Linked DNA regions of Homo sapiens: region 2 is linked to region 1. Evidence: chromatin contacts called from ENCODE Hi-C or POLR2A ChIA-PET data. All regions are on one chromosome and are shown on one strand. The core of a region is the stretch at or near the end of the contact, and the rest is flanking DNA. Distances in the headings are between cores, read along the strand shown. Region 1 has its middle 53 kb from the start of ASIC2-AS1. Region 2 holds the start of ASIC2-AS1 (ASIC2 antisense RNA 1).

Evidence for each region. Hi-C counts contacts between places; a loop is a spot of excess contacts on that map. ChIA-PET counts read pairs that join two places held with the same protein, here RNA polymerase II (POLR2A). Pooled maps may share reads with other maps.
Region 2: a map of psoas muscle shows a loop between it and region 1 (1.9-fold over the local background). The contact joins the promoter of ASIC2-AS1 here to the enhancer-like site in region 1. A Hi-C loop is called at or near these places in 4 of 168 maps with a recorded cell type or tissue (Ramos, breast epithelium, left lung and 1 more) and 1 of 50 pooled maps. POLR2A ChIA-PET finds 5 or more read pairs at or near these places in 1 of 52 experiments (MCF 10A).

What each region holds. Positions count from the first base shown.
Region 1 is chr17:33,502,460-33,509,711 of GRCh38, forward strand. It overlaps a transcript of ASIC2 not described here. Among named protein-coding and RNA genes, the nearest start is that of ASIC2-AS1, 53 kb to the right of the region's middle. Within about 2 kb of position 4,602, at least 3 of the 41 ENCODE cell types and tissues checked have a DNase peak (open chromatin) inside an H3K27ac peak, as active enhancers do.
Region 2 is chr17:33,554,152-33,560,654 of GRCh38, forward strand. It overlaps ASIC2-AS1 (ASIC2 antisense RNA 1), which reads left to right and starts at 4,856. Exons shown (of 4, transcript XR_001752838.2): 1 at 4,856-5,071. LOC112268206 (a long non-coding RNA gene) reads left to right here. Exons shown (of 3, transcript XR_002958160.2): 3 at 4,665-4,686. It also overlaps a transcript of ASIC2 not described here.

The sequences.
Region 1 (7,252 bases), core at 3,352-5,851:
AGGCCCAGTAGAGCTGGCCGCTAGCTTGGAGCAAAGAGGGCTTCCAAACTCCAGGGAAAGGGCAAGGGCAATTAGCCAGTCCATCTGTGCTTCCAGGAGAATGGCAGATTATAGCTGACAGATTCCTGAATACTCATTGTCAACGACTGGAGTAGACCTGTGTCCAGGCTCACATCAGGGCAGGAACCCAGAAACCCGGGTTACAATCCCAACCATGCCACCAAACAGCTCTATTTTCCCATGAAATCAGTTCTTCTTTTTCTGGGTCCCAGTGTCCGCATCCTTAAAATGGGTTGGCCTCAATTATTTCTTGATTTCCTTCGATAACTTTTAAATTCTCTGGCCATGCAAGTCACCCCTCAACTGATCTTCTGTCTGCTTGTGTTACAGGTTCCACACATCACTGTTCCTTCTTCTTTTGTAGATCTAAAATGAGACTCTTACCCTAGAATTATAAAAGAGAAAAATTTTTACAGGAAGGCGCATTTAAGAAAATTTTCAAGGAAGGCACATTTGAGAAATACAGCTTGCCTGGGAAGCAAAATTGATAATACCTTGTGATTCAGCCACACTTGGCTTGAGCTCAGCAAGTCCTGATGCCTCCCTGGGCATCAGCTTTCCCATGAGCAACCATACAAGGTAATTGGAAACGTCAAGGAAGACAATGGGCGTGGAAGTGATTTATAAAGCATATACCCTATAGTGTGCTGTGCACATGGAACGGCGTTGGAGATGAGAGAATGGTGATGAAGATGATAAAATTGCTGGATTTTTAGGTTAAAAGTTGTGATAAACAGACAAGTGGGTTTATTACAGGCAAAATGCTACTTTCTCTATTTAATACCTGTCCTGGGGCTATTGCTGCTGGAAATCAAAGCAATACTACTGTCCCACCCCCCTTGCAAGAAGGAATCAAGGAAGGGGTTAAGATTATCCTGATGTCAGGTAAGTCCTCTCTTATTCCTCAGGCAGCAGTGAGTGAATCAAGGATTTTCCTGGGAGTCAGGGTTCCCCAGGAAAATTAACCAGGATATTGGCTCACCTCACTCCAGTAACAAAGGCAACCCTGTTGATAAAAGACGGAGCCTTGGGGTCTAGTCTTCTCAATCTTATGCACTCTGTTGCTGGCCCACAGAGGCTCTACATCTTACCTTCTCCCTCTCCTCCTCCTCCTCCAAATCAAAACCTCTTGGAGCTCAGTGAGTGGTTGGATTAGGAGGAAAAGGACCAGAAGGCAGTTCAAAAATGGCACTGGACTGACTGCAGTTCTGATCCTAGCTCTGCCACCAAAGAACTCCAGGACCTTGAGAAAGCCACAGTCTTTTTCTGAATCAGTGTTTTCATCTATAAAACACAGGATTCAGCCCTAGGGACACTATCAACTCCACATTCCAGGATTAGGATGAGGAATGAGGAGAGACATTACACCACACCCATAATATTGATCTGAGTTCAGAGAGCTTGAGACGGAAGGACACATTGCAGACACACCAGCAACATGAAGAGAATGGGGAAGGGGCAAATGAGGAAATGCAGCTGGAGCTGGGGAGGAGATATTTATGCTTTTCAAGAGGCAGACCTCAGCCTCAGGACAATCCCCTAGGAACTGGGTAACCAGGGAAATGGGAAAATAATAACAGTAGCTAGCATTAACTGAGCACCAAGTTTGACATCCATCTTTCCAGTCCCTCTCCCTGTGAGTTTTCAGAATTTGTATCTAGATATTCATCACCTCTTTCTTCTCTCCTGGGCATACTTGTATGGTACTGCCCACAGCTAAACACTATTTCAGTTGGAGTCTAAACCATCCTGACTGTCAGATTGCTATGTTTCTATACCTGGACACTTTACTATTGACTTAGCCTGAAATCGTGTTAGTATCTTTTTTGTTGTTGTTGAGATGGAGTCTCACTCTGTTTCCCAGGCTGGAGTGCAGTACTGCAATCTCAGTTCACTGCAACCTCCACCTCCCAGGTCCAAGAGATTCTCGTGCCTCAGCCTCCCATTTAGCTGGGATTACGGGTGCGCCACCACCACACCCAGCTAATTTTTATATTTTTAGTAGAGATGGGGTTTCACAATGTTGGCCAGACTGTTCTTGAACTCCTGACCTCAGGTGATCAGCCTGTCTTGGCCTCCCAAAGTGCTGGGATTATAGGCGTGAGCCACTGTACCTGGCCTGACCTGTAAAGAGAGTATCTTTTTAATGTACTTGTTGCCGCATACTCCTGGTGACTGTTCAGCTTCTGGCCAGCTACTCAGCCACTCCTCTCAGATGTTTCTTTATCATTACTGCAAATCAGCTCTTTCCATCCTGTCCCTGTGATTGATTCCTGGGCTCAGTATGTAGAACTTGACATTTATCTCTGCTAAATTTCATCCTGTTGGTTCAGGTCCATTGTTCCTAGCTGTCAGAGTTTAAATCTACCCTATCAGCCTTCTCTTCCAGCTTTGTGTGGGGCTATGGGGGTGAGGGAGTGGAGCTGGCTGTGGCAGAACTGAGATGGGTGGCTGCTGCTACAAGGCATGGCTCAGTAAAGTGAAGAAAGTTGGATGGGGATGAATGGAGTTTATGGAATGGGTCTGGCTCAGGGCTGGTACAGAGCATGGCAAATAGCACAATAGATAACATTTATTATGGGTTGGTCAATTTGAGTTTGGTGATAGTGTACAAGGCAGTTCAATATGGTGGGCGGGGCACGTGAGCAGTAGTCCTAGGCAGGTGTAACACCAGAGGGGCACAGCACTGAGATTCCAGAGGGTCAGAGCAACAAGAGTGAGACCCAATCAGTGACTGGGAGAACAGAGGCAAGAGTCCAGTGCTCTGGAAGAGAAAGAGCATTTTCAAGGACTAGGCAGGGAGTTAACTTAGACCCCTTTCTCTCCTTCACCTCTCACACCCAATAGACCACCAAGACCTGCTGATGCTACCATACAACTATCTTGCAGTTAATTTTCTTTCCATACTTTGTTTTATCTCCAGTTTAAACATTATTGTTTATTGCCAAATCTATAGATTACTAACTGATCTTGCATTCTCAATCCCTCCCGCTGTATAACGCACAGGATCTTTCAAATTTGTGTCTGACCTAAACCTTTTTATGGTTCCCCATCATCGGTAGCATGAAGCACAGACTCCTCCCCATATTGCAAAGACCCTCTGTGATCTGGCTTCTGCCATATCCTCAGATTCAACTTAAGCTTAATCTATTCCAAGTGAGTTGCAGACATCAAATCTTCTAGCCTCCTAGTCTCAGCACATCCCGATCTCTCTGCCCGGATCGCCTACTAGCCCTGCACTTTCTCATCTGTGAACTCTCAACCTTGCTATCCTAGTCCTGACATAGCCTCTTAAGGGAAGCCTTTCGGGAGCTCAAGTTCCAAAGCCTGGCTACCCCAGCACCAGGGTGAGCAGCTCTCATAACTCATTATCATGCATTTTATTAGAGTTTATTTGTGTACCTCCCTTACTGGACTTCAAGCTCCTTGAAAAAAGGGATTGCTTTTTAAAAATCTCTGCATATAATATGTGATCAGCAGGTTTTTGATGAGATGGACATGAATATCAAGGTTTCCATATCTGCAGTCTGGGGTTAGGGCAGAGTCCTAGGATACTGGGATATAGGAGTAAAAGATAGAAATGAGGCTGGACAGGCTGGGTGTGGTGGCTCACGCCTGTAATCCCAGCACTTCGGGAGGCCGAGGCGGGCAGATCACGAGGTCAGGAGATTGAGACCATCCTGGCTAACATGGTGAAACCCCATCTCTACTAAAAATACAAAAAAAAAAAAAAAAAAGAAAAAATTAGCTGGGTGTGGTGGCGGGCGCCTGTAGTCCCAGCTACTCGGGAGGCTGAGGCCGGCGAATGGTGTGAACCCGGGAGGCGGAGCTTGCAGCGAGCCAAGATCTGGCCACTGCACTCCAGCCTGGGTGACAAAGCAGGACTCCGTCTCAAAAAAAAAAAAAAAAACTAGACAAAGACCTAAGTCATTAGGGTGTGTGAGTGTGTATGTGTGTGACAGAGAGGAAGAGAGAGAATATACCTTGATCTCTAAGCCTGCCCTAGGCATCAATGAAAAAATATGAATTCCCTTGATTAGCACTAATTATGGGGGTGTGTGTGTGTGTACCGTGTACATGCACACAATCTGTAGTGTAGCATTATGAGAAGAATCAGGCTTTTAGAATCAGGTTTATTGAAAAGAATCACTAAACCAGGGTATACTGTTTCTGCTACTTTGCACCCATGTGCCTTTGGATAAGCTCATCGATCTCTCGGATCCTCAGTTTTCTCATATGTAAAATGGGGCTAATCATGTCTGTCTCTGAGTCAATGTAAATAAAAAAACACCTCACCCTGTGCCTGGCAAGCGGCAGATGCTCAATAAATAGCATGCACTTGGTTATCGTGGTTGGTCCACTGAGGAAATGTAAGCCCAGCACACCAGCTGGACTAAACATGGTCTTCACTGCAGGGAGGCTGAATGTCATCAAAAGGCTCTTCAGGAAATGAGAGCAGAGGAGGAGACAGGATGTTAACAGCCTGATTCATTAGGAACTCTTCCTGTAGTCTTCACTGGGGCAGGGTCAAGGGGCCGGGAACACTTGGACAAGCTGCTCGGCACATCCTCTTCTGCCACAGGCCGGAGTCTCACTCCCAATACCTGATGCTCTATCTTCCCCCTCAGGACAATGATTCTATTAGTCCCTGAAAACAGCTCTGTTTACAATGCTGCCTCATGACAGGCAGGAGGGCTTCCAAGATTTCAGTTTATCTTCCATTAGCTGCTTTTTAAATTTATGCCTTCCTCCCAGAGAGGGCCCACAGACTCTATGCTGAGATACAGAGACAGCCGCAGCTTGGCCTTATCGGCAAGCACACCGATAAATCATCGCTCTGTGGTTTCATCCTGGGGAAGTGATACATCTCATCTCATTGGTTTGTTTCCCAGGCTGATATTTTCTGATTTCCTACCTAGACTCTGAGGTTTATTCTATTTGGAGTTTGCATCCTCTTATGCCAAGGATCAGCAAACGATTTCTGTAAAAGGCCAGAGAGTAAATATTTTAGGCTTTGGGACACCTATGGTCTCTGTCATATATGCTTTCATTCTCATCGTTTTCTCTTTTTTTTTTGTTGCAACCCTTTAAAAATATAAAATGGCTGGGCGTGGTGGCTCACGCCTGTAATACCAGCACTTTGGGAGGCAGAGGCAGGTGGAGCACAAGGTCAGGAGTTCAAGACTAGCTTGGCTAACGTGGTGAAACCCCATCTCTACTAAAAATACAAAAACTTAGCTGGGCCTGGTGGCACATATGCCTCTAATCCCAGCTACTCAGGAGGCTGAGGCAGGAGAATTGCTTGAACCCAGCAGGCAGAGGTTGCAGTCAGCCAAGATCGTGCCACTGCACTCCAGCCTGGGCAACAGAGCTAGACCCTGTTTCAAAACAAAATATATATATGACATTTTTAGTTGGGATTGTATAAAAATATGCCATAGTCTGAATAGTGTCCCAAATCAGAGGGCCACAGTTCGCTGACTCCTCACATCATTCACTAAATAAATGCAATCACAAACTTATTCCCCTCCTCTACCTTTTGCCCCATTTCCTGACTCCTCCTCCCTCTCCTCCCTTTTCCATCTTTTCTCTTCCTGCCCTCCCCTCCCCGCTTCCTCCTCCCCTTCTTTTACTTCCGTCCTCTTCCCTCCATGCCCCTCCTCCCTTGCTCCCTTCTTCCTTTTCTTCTTTCCTCCTTCAGCATTTACAGAGCATTTACTAGGTTTGGGGGTGCTGTGCTGTGGCTCAGGGATATAAAGATGAGTACAACAAGAGCCTTCTTCTCAAGGATGTTCCAGTATTTGAGGAGATGAAGCCTGCAACTGTAGACGGTCAAGTGTACTAACAGGAATCACAACCTGTCTGCCTTGACACTGTGTGGGCAGTGTGACAGCGTTATCTCGGGCTACCACCTGCAGGCCATGGAAGCCCAGTAGAGAGAGAAGACAGAGCCTGCCTGCCTAGGGAGGGTGGTGGCCATCCCAGGGAGGTGGGGCCAGTCCAAGTTGGACCTCAAGCAAGAGTTTACCTCATAGTGCTTTCCATGCAGTGGAAACATTTAAGCAAAAGGGTAAAGGCAGGAGAGTACATTTGAGAAAGGCATTCCTGAGAAGTCAGGTGGGGTACACAGCACACCTAAAAGTGGAATGATGTGGCAGGTAGGAGCTTGAAGAGCATTTACTAGGTTTGCTCAAGCTTGAAGCTGCTCCAGGCTGCCTTCAGTTTCTGGGTTTATCCTTCCAACCTGGCACTGTCTCCCATGCAAACCTCCTATGATGCAGACCCCTGGAATAGCTCCCATCACTCACCAGCACCATCATCTCCAGAAAAAGCCCTGTCAATATTTACCCATGGAAGGGTGACCTCTTACTTCTGAGGAGTTTTGGACCTGAATGGAGTTCAGTTGACAAACTGTCAGAGCCAACCTCCAGAGCTGGAGTTGGTTACAATCTCAATCCTTTACTCACGTTTGGGGATCTTTGGGCCAGCTCCTTAAGCTTCCCAAGCTGGTTTTTGTTAAGTTATAATAGTGCCTCCCATAGGAATGCTGGGAGAAAGATGTGAGTTAATGAATGTAAAGTGCTTAGCACAGCATCTGGCACAGGGTAAGTGTCTGGTAAATGTCAGTTGTTTCTATCAAGAGAGGGGAGGAAGGTAGGACGGAGGGAGGGCGGGACAGGATGCTGGGGTCAGATCACACCTGCCTAGAACTGACTTTGGACTTTAGCATGTAGGTAATGGGGACCATTTAAAGGTTATAAGCCAAGGCCTCAGATTTCACCCCCTTTAGGCTCTAACCCCCTTTTAGACTATGGACATTGGCAAAACCTATGGGGCAGGCTTCATAATGTCCACTTCACAGATGAGTCAAGTGAGGCTTAGGGAGCTTAACCTCTTCCTCAAGGCCAATCGGCTCATCTGCCGCAATCCCAAGTCTGGTTTCCTGAACTCTGTGTTCTATGCTCTTCCCTCCCACACTGCTCGCTAACAGACTGACAGACGGCATCATGCCAGCCTTGCCCAGGCTCCAGTTAGCAGACAAATCATAACTGGCTGGCGGGGCTGCGTGCCTGCTGCAGTTGTGTTTATCATTCATCAGAGAAGAGAAGCAACCTGCCAGGCCGGCAAGTCAGGCCCCGCAGAGAGAAGACTTAAGGTGATGTAGCCTATGGGGCTGGTCCTGGGGATGAAA
Region 2 (6,503 bases), core at 3,606-6,105, 52 kb after region 1:
AACTGCCTTGGATGGTTTCCTATGAGTGAAATTGTTCTGTTTGGAAGGTGGCTTTAGTTGGAGACAGTGTTATTTGATTGTGTTGAATTCAGTTTGAGTCTACACAAATATGACACAGAGTCTCTGTCCTGAGTGGGTTTGAAGTTTAAGTGGGGGAAGGGAGAGAGATAGTAATGGAGTTAGACTATTTTAGCATCACTGCTTATATGTGTGTGTGTGTGTGTGTGTGTGTTTGCACGTGTGCACGTGTGGTGGATGGGGATCAATTGAAGGGAGTGACCATAGAAGGGCTATTGTAAAATAAATGAATCTCTACTATGTCAATAAGATAGGCTTAGGGGAAGGGGTATTTCAAGATGTGGGAAGAGCACATGCAAGGATCCAAAAGGGCCTGGGGTTGCCAGTTCAAAGACCATCAACCTATGTACCAAGCCCTGCTAGTGTCTGTGGCTAGGATCATTTTCAAGTGGTTCTTCTGTCTTCTGTGCTTTTTGAGGAAGAAGTTGACAGGCAAGGGAGGTGGGTCTGAAAGGAAGGAATGGCCAACCTGGCTTCAAAAGAAGCACCACCAGAGGGTACATACAGTCCTCACCACCAGGGAGGATCTATGCCTGAGGCTGGCCGGGGACTGAGCTGGGGGAAGTAAGGCTGAGTGATATTTCATATCTTTCCTTACTGAGAAGTGACTCTCAGTGAGACTTTTAAGACTGAAACACATCTGAAATGAACTCCCAGCCACACTAGACCATAAATAAAAGGGAAGGAGCCTCTCACATATCAAGGTGAGGCTGAGGGTTTTAAATAAATTTTTATCCCAGTACTCTCAATGACTCTGCAAGATACCCATCATTATCTCCATTTCTAGGTGATCAGTAAAAAGTGGATTTGAAGATCAAATCCAGATCTGTCTGGCTCCAATGTCTATGTCTCAAATGCTCATCCTCTCCATGTCTCTTCCGGGTTTCACAATGGTCAGATGTCTCAGAAAGTTATGGGCACGCGGGTAACAGAATGGTCCGTGGCTACCTAACCTACTATTCCCTGAGTTATGCCTGTAGTGCCCTCCTAGCTAGGTCCCACTTATGCTTTTGGTCCGCTGCTGATTAAATGAATGGATTTAGAAGGTACTTGTTTTCCAGTGTAGACGGAGTAGTCCAAATTCTTGTGAAATAAGGACAATACATGTCCTATTAACAGCTGACACCAAAATATCTTTTAAGAATGATACTATTTGTTTGGAATATAACACATTCTTGGGGGTGCAAAGTGAGACCCCCCAGCAACATGTGTATGAAGATAACTGTTCTTTGAGAGGCAAGGTAAAAATTTGCTTGCTACTCTAGAAAGACAGGAAATGAAAAGTGGAAAAATAAGAGGTGATGAGGAGAGAGAGATGGTGAAAAGCTGAGAGGTGCAGGATGTGACAGCCCAAACTTTGAGCTCATGAGTTAACCCAACTCATGAAATTCTTGGTCCAAATGACACTGTCATAAACCTATGAAAGGATGGAGCTTATGCTCAGGTTACCATGGAGTAGAAATTGGACCTCAGGTGTGAAGATCAGGAACCGAGATAAGGAAATCCAGGAGGATGTCAGCAGTCAGGAATTCAAAGCAATCATGGAAAGAACTCTGGACTCCCACAGGCCTTGATTTCGGGGTTTGAGCCGGTTTAAGTACATTTTCAAGGGATACAGGGACTCTAGCTGAGTTCTACCAAATTGAACTTCTAGCACTCTCCAGAGCAAGATGAGATTCAGCTCAGATAAAAGCATTCTGTTTTCCAGGACCTTAGAATCCAGGTATATAACGAAGGCTACCAGGAAGGATCTGTTGATCATAGCCCAAGATGCCTCTTGGAAAAGATACTTATTTGAATATCTTAAAGATGACAGCCGCCCATTCCTGCAATGTGATCCCACAGCAATGTGGACACTGGTTTCCCAGCAGCTTCATCATGAGGTAGACAAGTGTAATGGCTGAGAGTAAAGGTCAGAGCCAGAGATTAAGGGTCTGTGGGTGCATCATGGTGTTACCACCCTAAGGCTATCAACCCACCTTGGACTTCTGCCAAGGGGAGAGGAGACATGGGGAGAAGAGACAATCTTAAAGAGCAAGTTACACAATGAACTGAGTAACTGGAGTTCCTAGAGGGGCCTAAGGCATAAAGCAGAGATGCCTTGGAGTTTAAGAGCCCTGACAAGATGTGGCATAGCTGCCTCTCCACTCACCTTGGCTTGAGAATGACAGCACGTGGGAAAATCTGAGAGCTGGGATGATGTTACAGTTGATTTCTTTCCTGTCTCTATGACCTTGTAATGCCAAGGAGCCACTGGATGACAATTATTTACTTAGAGCTTAAATACGTTTAAATTCAGAAAATTAAGCACAGCTCTCTTCTAGGTGCTTCAGCAAAATTTTAAACTTTTGTGAAGCATAATGAAATAGATTCTGCTAATCTAAAGGTTTGTGGCTGCATCAGACACCCAAGTTTGGTAATGAGTGAGGCCTCTGGAGCTAGAAAGTCACAGTCATCTTTGAGGGAAGAACTTTGTGGAATTTGGAGGTATATGTATTAGTGTTTACAGGTAAGCTAGCCAGTGATGACTATGATGATTTTTCTTTCCATCTGCCCTTTAGTTACCTACATAAAAAGAAGCCATTGATCCTCTCAGCATATTTCCATTTCCCATATTCCCCTAAGTTATTCCCATAAGCATATCTTAGCAAATTCTGCTAGCAGTAGAACATGTCTTGGTCTGTGAGAGGTGCCTTAAGTGTAAGCACAGGTGAGGGAGGAATGGTGGAAGACTTTCTTGCAATTAGCTCTTCCTGTTCTATGCAAGAGCCCTTCTTGGACAGCTGCTTTTGCAGCATCTGTCTCTTTGTTATCATCATCACATTAGCTAGTATTTGTGGAGCATCTTAAGTGGAGCAAGCACTATGCTGACCACTTTCCAAGAATATTTCTACCTTACTTCCTATAATGTGGTAAATATTCCCACCTTATTCAGTATAAGGTGGCCTTTTTCCTTTTTGGTCTCCATTTTACAAATGTTAAGTAACTTATCTAGTCCCTAGCAAGTAAGTGAAAAACCAAGTGTAGTCTCAGGTCTATATTACTCTAAAGTCCCTGCCCTTAATCTCAGAAATTGTTTCCTAGTCACTATCCTCAGAGAAGAAAATCATTGAAATAATTGTATTCATTCATTCATTCAACATCAACTAAATACCTACTATGTGCTAAGTGCAATGTTAACAGTCAAGACTACAAAGATGAACATGGCATGGTCCCTGACTTTAGGAAGCTCATGGTCTAGGCGTGTAAGTAGATGTTATAAAAGAGAATAATAGGATAATTGCAAGCATCTCAACAGAGCATTATGGGAATACTAAAGAGGAACCATTCTGCATTGGTGGAAGGAGGAGTGTTAGAGTTGAGAAAGAAGATGAGCCTTAGAATTCTTGAGATTAAAAACTAAAAATGAAACTCAGCTTGTCCAAGACATATTTCTGCAGGGTTTGCCGTCTGACTATATGATAACACCAATGATCTCATTTTTCAAGACAAAAAGTTAAGCATTTTATTTACACATCCCACTCTATTATTCTCCATATCCAACTCATCACTATATTATACTAAATATCCCTCCTAAAAATCTTTTGAAAACATCTACTTATCTCCAGAGGCATAGCTACCATCCTAGCATAATCTATCATCATTATCTCTCACTTGAATCTTGGCAGTAACCTTCCAACTGGTCTTCCCATTTTCACTCTTTCTTTGAGCTTCCTTTTCTCTGCAAAGACTAATCTGTTACTCATTTGGACCATATTTTTTCTAGTAGAAAATTTACATTTATAATATATATTTTAAAGTCTTTACTAAACCCAACATTTGGGCCTTCTTGGTATCTATTTCTATTAAAGATTTTTTTCTTGCGTATGTGTAGGGTCCAGCCCCACAGGGTTGGTGGGTTTCTCCCCGTGTGTGGAGACGAGAGAGTGTAGAAATAAAGACACAAGACAAAGAGATAAAAGAAAAGACAGCTGGGCCCGGGGGGCCACTACCAGTCCGACCCTGTGGGGCTGGACCCTACACTATGGATCAGAGTTTTCTATTTTTATTCATGTTTAGTAATTTTTGTTGTATCCTGGACATTATGGATGATATGGCATAAATATTCTGGGTTATGTTATCTTCCTCTGAAGAGTGTTCAGTTTTGTTCCAGCAAATTGTTCAGTTTCTGGCTGATGACCTTGAACTTTTAGAGATTTGGTTTTATGCTTTGTTGGTGGAGGAGGAATTCTGTGGTGTTCTCTAATCTCCTCTAACTTCATAGTACTAAAATTTCAAAAATTCCCAGTGAATCTGGTTGAGGATTGTTTTTAGACTTTATTAGAATACATCTAGTGTAGTCCTTACTCAAGGACCAAGATCAGCAAACTTTCTCTTGAGGGCCAGATAGTAAACATTTTAGGCTTGTGAACCATATGGCCTCTGTAGCAAATAATCAGCTCTACTACTGTAACCTGAATGTAAATGAATGGGCAGGATGTGTTCTAACAAAACTTTGCTTATAAACATTGGTAGCTGAACCAAGAGCCATAATTTGTTGACCCTGCCTGAGGACATGATCCTTACTGTTGTTGTTTTTTTTTTAGACGGAGTCTGGCTCAATCTCAGCCTAATGCAACCTCTGCCTCCCAAATTCAAGCAATACTCCTGCCTCAGCCTTCCAAGTAGCTGGAACTACAGGTTATGCACCACCACGCCCGATTAAGTTTTGGATTTTTAGTAGAGATGGGGTTTCACCATGTTGGTCAGGCTGGTCTCAAACTCCTGACCTCAAGTGGTCCACTTGCCATGGGCTCCCAATTACAGGCATGAGCCACCATGCCTGGCTGACATGGTCCTTATTCTTAAGGCATGGCTTTCTGATGTCTTAACTGGATCTCCAGGTGTTAACAAGGCCTCTACACTCTGACTGAGCAAGAACTCCAGTATCTTCTAGCACTACTTGACTTCTAGTATTTTTGCTCCACTCTCAACCTCATAACAGCCCTTCCTGGTAAGCTTTTATGCCTTCTCCCTGTGTCTGTGCTGTCCATGACTCCTACCACAAAGATATCTGGGGCCCCCTTCCTCACAGCTCCCCACTTTATCATGGCCTACCCCACAGATTCCAGTCACTTCAGTAGTCTCAAAATCTGATTCCTGCTTCTGGTCAGTGGGAATGTCATGCTCTATATGGGCTCTGCCCCTCTACATCACAGCTAGAATATTGTCCCTAAATGAAGAACTGAAAAAAATGAGATCTCACTTCATAATTTTCTTTTTTTTCAAAGGTCGTGGTCTTGCCATTGCCATTGCCAGAAAGCAGTTTCCTTATATATTCTGCCTAGTTTTGTAGTCACTTATGGCAGAGGGCTAGCATAGTGCCAGTGTCTCCATTATTGTCAAAAGCAGAGATCCCCACATTCATACCTGCTCTTTTCAATGTATTTTCTACTCTGCAGCCAGAGTGATATTTCCATCTGATCATATCCAGTGCCCTCTTTAAGATTATTCAATGACCCCTTATTGCTTTGAAGATGACATGTAAGGGACAGTATGGGTTTTTGCCCATCAGTAAATTCCCAACACACAGTGTAGTACCTGCCTTATGATAGCTATGTCTATGATATAACTATTTTTGAGTAAGTGAATGAACAAGAAATAACATTTTTGGCTGACAGAACAACATAAGCAAAGGCAGGGTAGCATAAAATAGTATGGAGAATAGTGAACTATTTGGTGAAATTCCAACTCAGGATGCTGACTACAAATTACTCAAAGGCCTCATGTGCAGAAAATGTGACAATTGAAGCCCATGTTACTGTACTGCCATTTTTTTTCAATCACCAAAGGCCTTAAACCATTTGCTCAGCATGAAGCTCTTAAGATGAATACAGCTGTCGAGGCAAGGCAAGGAAAGCTTTCTTGGACCTCGGTTGGCTGTGTTCACAGACAGACAGATGGACATGTGCGCAGGCAGAGGCAATCATCAATTTGCTAAAAATAACACCTCAACCAGTTTTTCACAGAAACCCTAAAGGAAGAGAAAACAGATCGATAGCAAGCATACCACTTGTGTGATGTTGACGTCCTCCCTGATCAGAGAAAGTGAAATCACCTTGGAGACCAAGTTCTTTCCCAGACAGTAGAGGAAATGACTAAGGCAACTGCTACTTTGGAACCAAGGGAGGCCCCAAAGGACTTATGAGTTGATTAAATAAATCTGACAGGAAATTTTAGATAAGGAAAATTGGCATTTATGATACTCAGGGAAGGGAAAAGCAGGATTTGGGCAGCAATGTATCTAGGACCTTTTCGAAGGAAGATTTTTTTAAATGTTCAGAGGAAAGCGAGGTGTGGGTCTGTGGTTTGAGACTCTGGAAAGAACTCAAATGAGGTCAAAAGTTCTCCAAAATATAGTTTCAAAACTGTGCCCTAGAAAATAC